Regions from separate parts of the Mus musculus genome. Here region 1 is linked to region 2. Evidence: chromatin contacts called from ENCODE Hi-C or POLR2A ChIA-PET data. All regions are on one chromosome and are shown on one strand. The core of a region is the stretch at or near the end of the contact, and the rest is flanking DNA. Distances in the headings are between cores, read along the strand shown. Region 1 has its middle 32 kb from the start of Lncppara. Region 2 has its middle 22 kb from the start of D130051D11Rik.

Region 1 (4,477 bases), core at 1,104-3,603, 60 kb after region 2:
AACGTGGAATGAAGTTTCCTGGGAAGCGGGACACACGAGGAACTTTTGAATTTACCAATGGCATAAAAAAATTATATTTTTTATTACAACGAGCAAGTTTCAATTGGTTGACAGAAATGGCGAGATATGACGTCAAAGGACACTGGTTAGAATGCCAAGGCCAGTGGGGAGGAGGAGGGGGGAGACAGGCACAGAGATTGTGGGATGGGCCCTGGAGGCCTTGTTCTCTCTGGCCCTGGTCGTCAACGGGCTATCATACACCTCCAGAACCAGCCAGGTCCAAGTGGCTGTGATCCAGAGCATGTCTGGACAGGAGGAGGGAATCCAAGTCTAGGGACCCTGTGTTCACATGTGTCTCTGAGAGCCTGAGGCCCAGGCTGGCCTGTGTTTGGAAAACGCTTGTGCGCGCCAGTGAAGCGATCTGAAAGACGCTGCGGCCTCCTTGGCATTCTAACCAATAACCAGGTCCTGGAGCCCAGCCGTCCCATTCCCCCTTTTAGGGGCCCGGGGTGGCCTGGAGCCAGCAGTGTCGCTGAAGGGCTGAGAGCAAAGCCATGGCCTTGAACTACCCTCGCAGCTCCCGTGCCCCAGTCCTAATAGCAGGAAGTTGTTTCCAGCGGGAAAGGAGCGAGCCTGGAGGTGGGCACCAGCTCTGGGCAACATGCCTCCGCGAATCCCATGCCTTCCCAGGCACCTTGCACGGCCCCTTTGCATGCTCAGTTCTGTGCATTACTTCCCATACCCATTCGAGAGGTTGTGTGCTCTCCCTGCCGTACCCCGCTGGGCACCGCGCCCCTTGCTCCGTTGGACTGGCTGGGTCGCCCATGCGCGCGCCCTTCCTGCGGGAAGCCACTGCCACTATCGGGCCCACAACGTTGTCTCAGTACGCTATCTAGAGCTCCGTGACCCTGGCGGCTGTCCTCTGCGCGTACCAGGCTGCGGGCGGGCAGAGGGGGATCCTGTAGACCGAGGGTCCCAATCGGCCCCGAGCGTGCACGCGCGTCCCGGTACTGCCCGCAATCATGGCAGCCAGAGCCTTGGAGCGCAGCCGCGGAGCGCGCCCGGGCAGCCGCCTCCGTGCCAAGGCGGCGCGGGTGGCGCGGGCAGCGCGGGCAGGGGACGCGCTCCTGCTCAGCCCTCCCCGCTGCGTTGGCCCCGGGGCTCTACCGGTGGGTCTCCGCGGTGCGGTGCCCAGTGGGGTGGGCGCGCGAAGGCGACGGGCGGGGCCGCGGGGCGGGCGCGCGCAAGCGGGGAGCGCCCGGGGCGGCGTGCCTGCGGGGGCGCGCACGCGGAGCTGCGGGGCCAGGCGCGGGGCCGGGGCGGCGAATCCGCAGCTCCCGCCGCCCTCCCAGCCCAAGCGCGCCCGTCTGGGTGGGGGCCGCCCGGGAGGGGCGGCGCCCGGACGCACGGGCCCGCAGCGGGCACAGCGGCCTCGTTGGTATTCCGGGCGCGTTCGCAACCCTGACCTCCCCGCGGAGCAGGGGTGCCCGGGTGCTCGGGCACGGCCGCCGCCACCGCCCCCGGGCGGTCTCCCCAGGACGCAGGGCGCGCGGGCGCCTCGCTTCCCTCGTCCCCTCCTCCCCGGTCCCCCGTGCCCCCTCCCCCGCCCCGATCCGGCGGCGAAGGGGTGGGCAGGGAAACGCGCTCTCTGGGACAGGTGCCAACTCCGAGACAAAAGACATAAAATAGGCGGCAACGGGGGAAGCGCGGCCAGCGCGCTCGGGCGGGGACCGCGGCGCCGCGGGGGCCGCATCCTCGGTGCGGGCCGGGGAAAGTTTGGGAAGTCGGTGCGGCCGCTCTGCAGCGGCGGGGGACGCGCGGCCCAGGCCGCCCTCCGAGCCGCGCTCGTCCTCTCCGCGCCGCTGCTGAATAATTCATGGCGCGCCCGCCGGCCATTAGCATGCACCGGGCGCGCGGCGCGTCTGTGCCAAGCCACCGCTGCATTCGGAGCCCGGGCAGCGCCAGACGAGTGGCCCGCTCCGTCCCGGTGCCCTCCGGCCGCCCCCGGTGGCTCTCACCGTGGCCACGCTCGCGCCCTGGGCCGCTGGGTCCCGAGCCCGCCCGACGGCCAGGCTCTGAGCGTCCGGGCCCGCTGCGCCCGCCTGGCCGCTCCGGGATGCACGTGAACTTGGAGAAAGTCACGGAGCACGCCGGCCCGGTCCTCCGCGGCAGGGCGTGGGCGCACGCGGGCCCGCACACTCTCGTTGGCGTCCGGGACAAAGGTCTCCAGTGGCGCCAGCCGTGGACGCGTGACTCGATCCTTCGGGCCACTCTTGCGTGGTGGGTCGTTGGATGTAAGACTGCAGAAGCCCGGAGAGCGGTGGGTCCCGGGTTTGGGGCCTCGCCGTAAGCTGGCCAGAGGCCGTCCCACCCTGCGAAGAGTTGCGGGAGCGGCTCCGCACTGCCCTCGGCTGTTTCTGCGCGCCCAGGAGCCCAACGCAAGTCACCCCGGACTCCAGCCAGCGGCCGCGGGCATGCCAGCGCAGCGCTAGCGGCGGCCAAGACGTGGTCTGGCAGGGCGGTGGACGTGTGCGCCGCGGGCATGATCAAGGTTGGAGAGGTAAGAGCCTTTTTCACTTTAGCTCCTTAGCATTTAAATATTTAATGGGCAGATTTCTAAGAGGGGTCCTACTGCAGGGATCTTTCAGAGTCGGGGACACATTCCAGGTAGGTTGCTCTCGAACCCAAAGCCAGGCAGCTTGCAGAGAACACCACACTGTCCTCCATCCGGAACTTGGGATTTGTGAAACACAGTTTCTGATCTCAGGTGTAGGGTCTGCTAGCCTTGTAGAGATTTTATCGAGCGTATAAAATATTATAGCAGACATTTTAAACAATAGAAAAGAGAAAACATCTGTTGGGGGGGGTGTTTGGAAATGTTGTTTGGAAGCCTAAGTCCTTTCTCAACAATTTGACCTGTTTTACTAAACCCTTTTTACTTTAAAAATATTTTTTGATGCTAGATGGACATTTTCAGAGAGCTTGTTTAGGGTGAACCTTCAGCATAGCAGCCGAAATCCAGAGTGCAGTGGAAGACCCTTGGGTGGGAAGTTCTCGTTTATGGGGCGGTTAAATAAAGCAAAGCAAAACCAAATAACAACAAAACCCAGTTCATAACCTCTTTAATAAATGCACCTTCTTATAGGTGGCTCACACAGCACAGCTAGCAGGCTTGAGGGGTTTGTGGGGACCAAAAAAAGGGGCAAAAGAATTTGTCTTTACAATAATTATAGGGGTTTTCAGGTAACACTGAAATTAATTTCTTCAAAGTTGGATTTTCAAAAGCCTAAGTGATCTCTCCAGGCCAGAAATAGCTTCATTTTATTTGAGCACATAGGGTCTGTCTATCTGGGAAATAAAACCGGGTCTCTACATGTGTGTATGTAGCCTGGGTTAAAAAGATACTCCAGCCTTGAGGATTAAGGCTGCTTTCATATGTGTGCGAGAACACTGCTCTTCTTCCCACTTTTTTTAAAAATGTGGTTTGGATAGCCTTGTTGGGGGCATTCACCTCAAATCACACAGAGTGGGGGGCACCTATATCCATTACACCTCAGACCCATGAACTGGCATTTGAGGCCCTGTTTCCGGGAATATGGACGAGGCTGGAGAAGTCCAAGCCTGCTCTTTGCTTACCATTCAGAGCTGCCTGCTCCAGTTATCTAGGATAAGAGCTCCAGAGTAAGGAGGCTTTCTTTTGACAGAGTCAGAACAGCAACCAGAGGCTAACTTTGACCATCTTTTTCATGTGTTTGGTTGGTTTTGGTTATATAGTTAGATATGTATGTATGTACGTATGTATGTATATCTCCAAATATGTGTATATAACTATATAACTATATATATATATGTATATATATATATTTAACCAAATATATGTAGATTGTTAGTCTGCTTTGTACTACTCATGGCCCCTGCTTAGAGATATTATTTATTACTTAATCAGAGGCATTTAGCAAATGCAAGCCCCGGGTGAAACATTTGAAAGCCATCTCAGATGGAGAAGTGCATCGTAGAAGATATGTGCCCACCCAGAGCTGGGGGTCTTTAACAGAAGCTCACACTCCATGGTAGCCTTGCCAGGAAAACGCTGCCAGGGTTTCCCCTTGTTCACAGAAGAGCCACACACGGCACAGGGCCGGGAGGGTGGAGATTGTGCCGTGGTTAGTCGAAGTTCTTCATCGTGCTTAAGACTAAGGCAGAACCCTCCGAACAAGTGAGCATCTCTACTTCTCCCCAGGCCATTGTGTGGAACCCAAAGCAATTAAGAAAGGCCAGAGTGTCAGAGGATGCTGTTCCAGGGCCTTGAACCAAGGCCATGATTTTGCCAAACATCAGGGTCTTATGTACTGCCAGAGCAGACCCTAGTACCTGGGAAATCACAGGATTAAGTGTGTTTGTTTCCAGGGAGGCCATTCAGGACATCTTCCCATGCTCAAATAGCTTGTTTTGGCAACATTTATATTTTTGTATACAT
Region 2 (4,889 bases), core at 669-3,168:
GCCCTACTGTAGTACGGCCTTCAGCACTTGGAGGGCCTCAGAGAAATTGTCCATCATTCTGAAAGCCTGCTGCTGCAGGATCAGGCCAAGGCTAGTGGGTGCCTGTCTGTCCTGTGCTGCTGCTGCTGGGTCAGGAGACAATGGGAAGAACAACACACTGAGCCCTTCCCTTCACTGTCACCATTGAGAGCTAAAAGGACATGTGCCTCGGCCTCTCGTCCATCCCCCAACACTGCAGCCAGAAGCACCAGAGGGCTGATCCCAGGTTGGGTGAGCACTTTTTTCCTCTCAACATTGTTCCCATCTTTGTGCATTTCCTGTAGGCCCTAACCACTCCCGACCTGAACTGCACACTCCAGAGACATAGGTGGCAGTGACCTCCTCCTGGGGGGGGGTGTGTGTCATAACCAGGCCTCCCAGTGACGGTACCCCATCCCTACGGGTGCCCATCATGTGGGTGCCTGAGGTCCTGTGGGCCATTGTGGCTCTGATTGTCAGTGACCCTGTAGGTTCCCAATTCTGTGAGTTCTTGGTACTGTGGGTGTCTGTGCCTTTGTGGGTGTCTATATCCCTGTGTATTCTTGAGACCCTGTGGGTGTCTGGCCCTGTGTGGGGGGATGATGGTGATCATGTGTCTGGTTCTGGGTGGATGATGGCCCTGTAGCCTTCAAAGTCCTGACCAAACTGCCATATGTCCTCATAGCCACCAGGGGGCAGAAGAGGGTGCAGGCCCACCTTCCAAGAGGACCTGTCTTCCCTTGTAGAGCCAGAGCTTTGTGTAGGCAAGAGAGGTGGGGGCTGCTGAGCAAGGGAGGCTGAACAAGGTCACTCCAGGCCAGCAGAGAAATCTTGGCTTGGATCCTGCCTCTGCTGCTACCTCCCACATGACTTCACCAGCCCGGCCCTCATCTGAACATGCAGCAAGCACTGGGCCCACTTCAGGCATCGCCTCCAACGCGGAAATTAACTTCCTGCCCAGAGAGGCTGCGCCCACACAGCTGCAGGTCTGGGCCGCCAGACCTGGGGCGCTCTGGAGTCCAGTTGAGGCCTCTCCTGCCCTCCTCCTGTCTGCAGATGGGGAAATTGAGACCCAGCCAGGGAAGGGGGTGGGGGATGGGGGGCTTGGATAACATTGCACAATAAATTCAAATCGGGGACAGGGCCAGCTGGGCCTGCAGACACTAGGCCTGAGTGCTTCACAGAGTCATCTTCTAGCCCGTGTCCCAATCCCACCAAGCACTGAAGTTGTGCTGCTATTGAGTCCTGAAGGTCTTCCTGTGCCAACCCCAGGTGCCAGGCACTGCGGCCACCAGCCTCAGAAGTGAGAAGTTTCATATTGTTTTCCAAGCCTGAGGTGTGGGTGCTTCTGGACTATGTGGGGACTGGGGACCTCATCACCAGTGCCGGGCCTGGCAGGCACAGGGCAGGAGTGAGGAATCAAGCCTCTTCAGTACTTTCCTGGCATACCGCAGCTTCTCTCTGTAGCTTTCTCTGCAGCTTCTCTCTCTCCCAGGATATAGAGCGGATAGTGGATAACCCAGCAGTCGTCCTCTGGGCGAGCATCCACCCAGCTCCTTAACAGAAGCTTAACAGTCAGAGAGACTCCTCAGACCCAAGAGGGTGAACCAGGAGGCTTTCCTTGTCCCTCAGAGTGTCAAACAGGAGTAGCTGTGGATTCTTTCTGGGGCTCTGAGTGTAGCCGGCCCCTCCCCCCTCAGGCCTTAGTTTCCCCTTGGTTGAGGCTACAGGCTCAGCCCAGGACTAGGATAGTCTCAGCTCAAGGCTGGGTGACGAATGAAGGTCTGGAGTCTAGGGCCTGGTCTTCCTTTCAGCCACCAAAAAGGGCTCATTTTGTGCCTTGGGCAGGTCGCCCAGGCAAGGAGGCCACTGGCGGCCATTCTCCAGGACCTCCTCCCGTCTGCAAGAAGCATTACCTCATCGGGAAGCCATTCCGGAAAAGAGCTGCAAGAGTTCCATGAGTGGGGATGAAGAGGGCTTTCCAAGAGCCTCCTGGCCACCCAGGAGCCCAGCCAGGGTGGACAGCACATCCCAGTTTCTGTCCAGTGACCGCTACAGGGAGGTGACAAGACTGAATTGGACTGAGCAGATAGGAGGAACGGTCCTGCCTGAAGCCAGCAGCTTCCGGGAGGGCAGAGCAGATATTTCAAGAGCTGGAACAAAATGGCCAGACGTGAGGGAGGCCGGAGAAATGAAGGGCAGAGTTGCCAAGCCCTGACCCTCTCCAGCCCATGTCCCCTCCTGCAAAATACAGAAGCATTAGGCACACTGAGATGTACCCTGCTGTCAAATGGCACCCGTCCAGAAGCATTGGGCTTCTCGATGACTTGATCAGCCACATGATCGGGAAACTGTAAGGACAGCTTGGGGTGGGGGGATGCACTAAAGGTGACCAGGAGAGCTCCCTAGCCGTTGACCCAGTGACAGTATTAGAGAGCACTCTTGGAGCCTTGATTTTCTCATCTGGAGAATGGAGCAATTAAGCTTCCCGTCCAAAAGACGTCTGAGAACACAGGCACTGACAAACTGGTGCTTTTGGGGCCACATCGGTGGGTCCTCCCCTGCCTGGGCCAGGGGACCCCTCCTAAGATGAGCACACACTTCTCACCTTGCCCCAGAGGGAGTGAAACGCTGTCCTCCAACTCCACCCACCCAACCACAGAGTTGCCCGGGCTCACTATCTTTTCCCAAATCCTACCTGGAGAATATCCATGCACCCTGAAAATAAATAGAGAAGAAACTGGCCCTGTCCGGATTACACTGAGACCCATTGAGGGAGCCTGTGGACACAGGTCCAAGGTCAGGCCCATCACATGCGGAGCTGTTCTGGCTACTTATTAGAGAAAAACCTAGGACACACCAGCAGGCAGGAAGTGTCGTTGGGGACAAGAATTAGATGTTTTGAGCCTGGGGCGTCAGACTGATCTTATTGAATGATTGGAGATTCCAAAAGGACAGGAGAAAACCAGAGGCTGGGCAGAAGGCTTTTTGTTTGTTTGTTTCATTGATTGATTTTTGTCTGCATTTATATCTGTGCATCATGGATGTGCAGTGTCCATAGTGACCAGAAGAGGGCACCAGATACCCTGGAACTGAGGCAAAGGCAATTGTGAGCTAGCACATAGGGGCTGAGAATTGAACCTGGGTCCTCTGGAACAACTCGTAACTGTCGCTCCATCTCTCCAGCCCCCCAGCAGTTTTAAGACAGCTGAGGAGCTCTTGAGGGAGCCCACACCCTTCCTCCTGTGCACAGAAAGTCCTGCCAGAGCAGGGCAGAGGTGCTAGGTAAAGGGCTTCCCTGCAGGCAGCAAGCAGACAACCGCCTGGGTGTTAAGGATGGCCGAGCTGACCCCAGGATCTGTGTGACCCCAGGGCCCCTGAAACCCTTGGCTGTCTCTGCACCCAGCCTAGCTAGTGAGGGGGCGGGACAGGGGCAGCTGGTACAGGGCCAGTACAGCAGGAGGTCTGAAGAGACTGAGAAAGCAACTGGGCAGAGAGCGGGGCTGGGCAAGACAGGTGGCCTGTGCTGTTTCCATGGCTCCCGGGCTCTGCCTGCCCAGCTCAGCCTGGGAAAAACAAGCTGGGCACAGAGCAAACAGTGCCTGTGGCCACTAGGACAAAGGCAGGGCTGTTTAGGTGCTTGCGGCAGCCAAAGGGCCTCCTTGGCGGAACATCGGTTTAGACTAGGCCAGTCAGGGTTGAGCTGCCACACCCTGCAGTGTCCGGGCTCTTAACCTCTGGGGTGCAAGCTGGTACTGTGGCTGGAGGCTGGAGGAGGGGGGAAGGAAGAGGGTCAGCAGCACCCTAGATATGTACTCTGGCATCATGGTCTCTCATCTGGGTTTTCAGGGCACTAAGAACAGCAGGATGCCCGTCTAAGTCCCTGGGCAAGCAGCCCCACAGCAACCCAAGAGTCCCTCCACCACCCCCAGGGGCGTCGCAGAGAGTGTGGGAAATGCACTTTTTGCTGCCACTGGGACAGATGCAGCTTTGGCCACAAGCCAACTGAGCTGGAAGTGCCAGCCAGAGTGCTAGAGAACAGGCCTGACCCTGAGCTGGAAGGAAGCACCCTTCGCCAAGACAGCACTCCCAACATCCTGTAGTACTGTACCCCGGCTGCCCTCAGATAGACATTCTGCACTGGCTAGAGCGCCATTCTTCTGACGGCTTGAATCCCCTCCCACAAGAGAGCCCAGCTTGTATGTGGACACCTGTGCTTCGGGGGCCAGCTTGTAGGAAGACGGGGACAAGTAGGGACTCATTCACAGAAGGGTCTCAGCAGCAGGCTGGTTTATGAGTAACTAAGGCCTTCCTGGGATACAGAGAGGCTGACCCTATGTCATCTCATTTCAGCAGGGAACATGTAGCCAAATGACACTCAGGCCAGTTGAGTGTGGAAGATATACAAAGGGTTAGGGACTGGACTGGGCCCTTTTAAAAAGGGGTCTATATTTGAGGAGCAAGGGGGCATCAGACAGCAGCCCTCGGAGTTCACAGGCCCCACAGAAGACCCTTTCTGCCCCTGGCTTGTGCCCCCACAGGCTCCAAGATTCAAGAACTTCTGGCACCTTCCTCACTCGAGGCTAGACTACCTTCTAGCAGGATCGCTGCAGCTGCCACTGGTGCTCTTATAACCCCAGTCCTAGTGTGACCGAGAAAGCCAATGCTTAATGATTTGCTGCGTGGAGATATGGCCTGCGATTGGAACCGGGGCCAGGAGCAGAAGGATGGATGCTGGGGTGGACACTGTAGAACGAACCTTCCATGATGACCCAGAGTTGTCTTCAGCCTGCCAGAGTGAACCCTAGTCACATCAGTCACTGGGCAGGTCTGATACAGGGACCATGGCCTGGTGCCTAGGCCAGCTTCTG

What was found. Hi-C counts contacts between places; a loop is a spot of excess contacts on that map. ChIA-PET counts read pairs that join two places held with the same protein, here RNA polymerase II (POLR2A).
Region 1: a map of left cerebral cortex shows a loop between it and region 2 (5-fold over the local background). The contact joins two enhancer-like sites. A Hi-C loop is called at or near these places in 12 of 37 maps with a recorded cell type or tissue (adrenal gland, gastrocnemius, heart and 1 more). POLR2A ChIA-PET finds 5 or more read pairs at or near these places in 3 of 5 experiments (Patski and embryonic stem cell).

Annotation. Positions count from the first base shown.
Region 1 is chr15:85,669,562-85,674,038 of GRCm38, forward strand. No RefSeq gene overlaps it. Among named protein-coding and RNA genes, the nearest start is that of Lncppara, 32 kb to the right of the region's middle. Within about 2 kb of position 2,354, at least 3 of the 3 ENCODE cell types and tissues checked have a DNase peak (open chromatin) inside an H3K27ac peak, as active enhancers do; they include gastrocnemius and left cerebral cortex, where a contact is called at or near this core.
Region 2 is chr15:85,610,022-85,614,910 of GRCm38, forward strand. No RefSeq gene overlaps it. Among named protein-coding and RNA genes, the nearest start is that of D130051D11Rik, 22 kb to the right of the region's middle. Within about 2 kb of position 1,919, at least 2 of the 3 ENCODE cell types and tissues checked have a DNase peak (open chromatin) inside an H3K27ac peak, as active enhancers do; they include gastrocnemius and left cerebral cortex, where a contact is called at or near this core.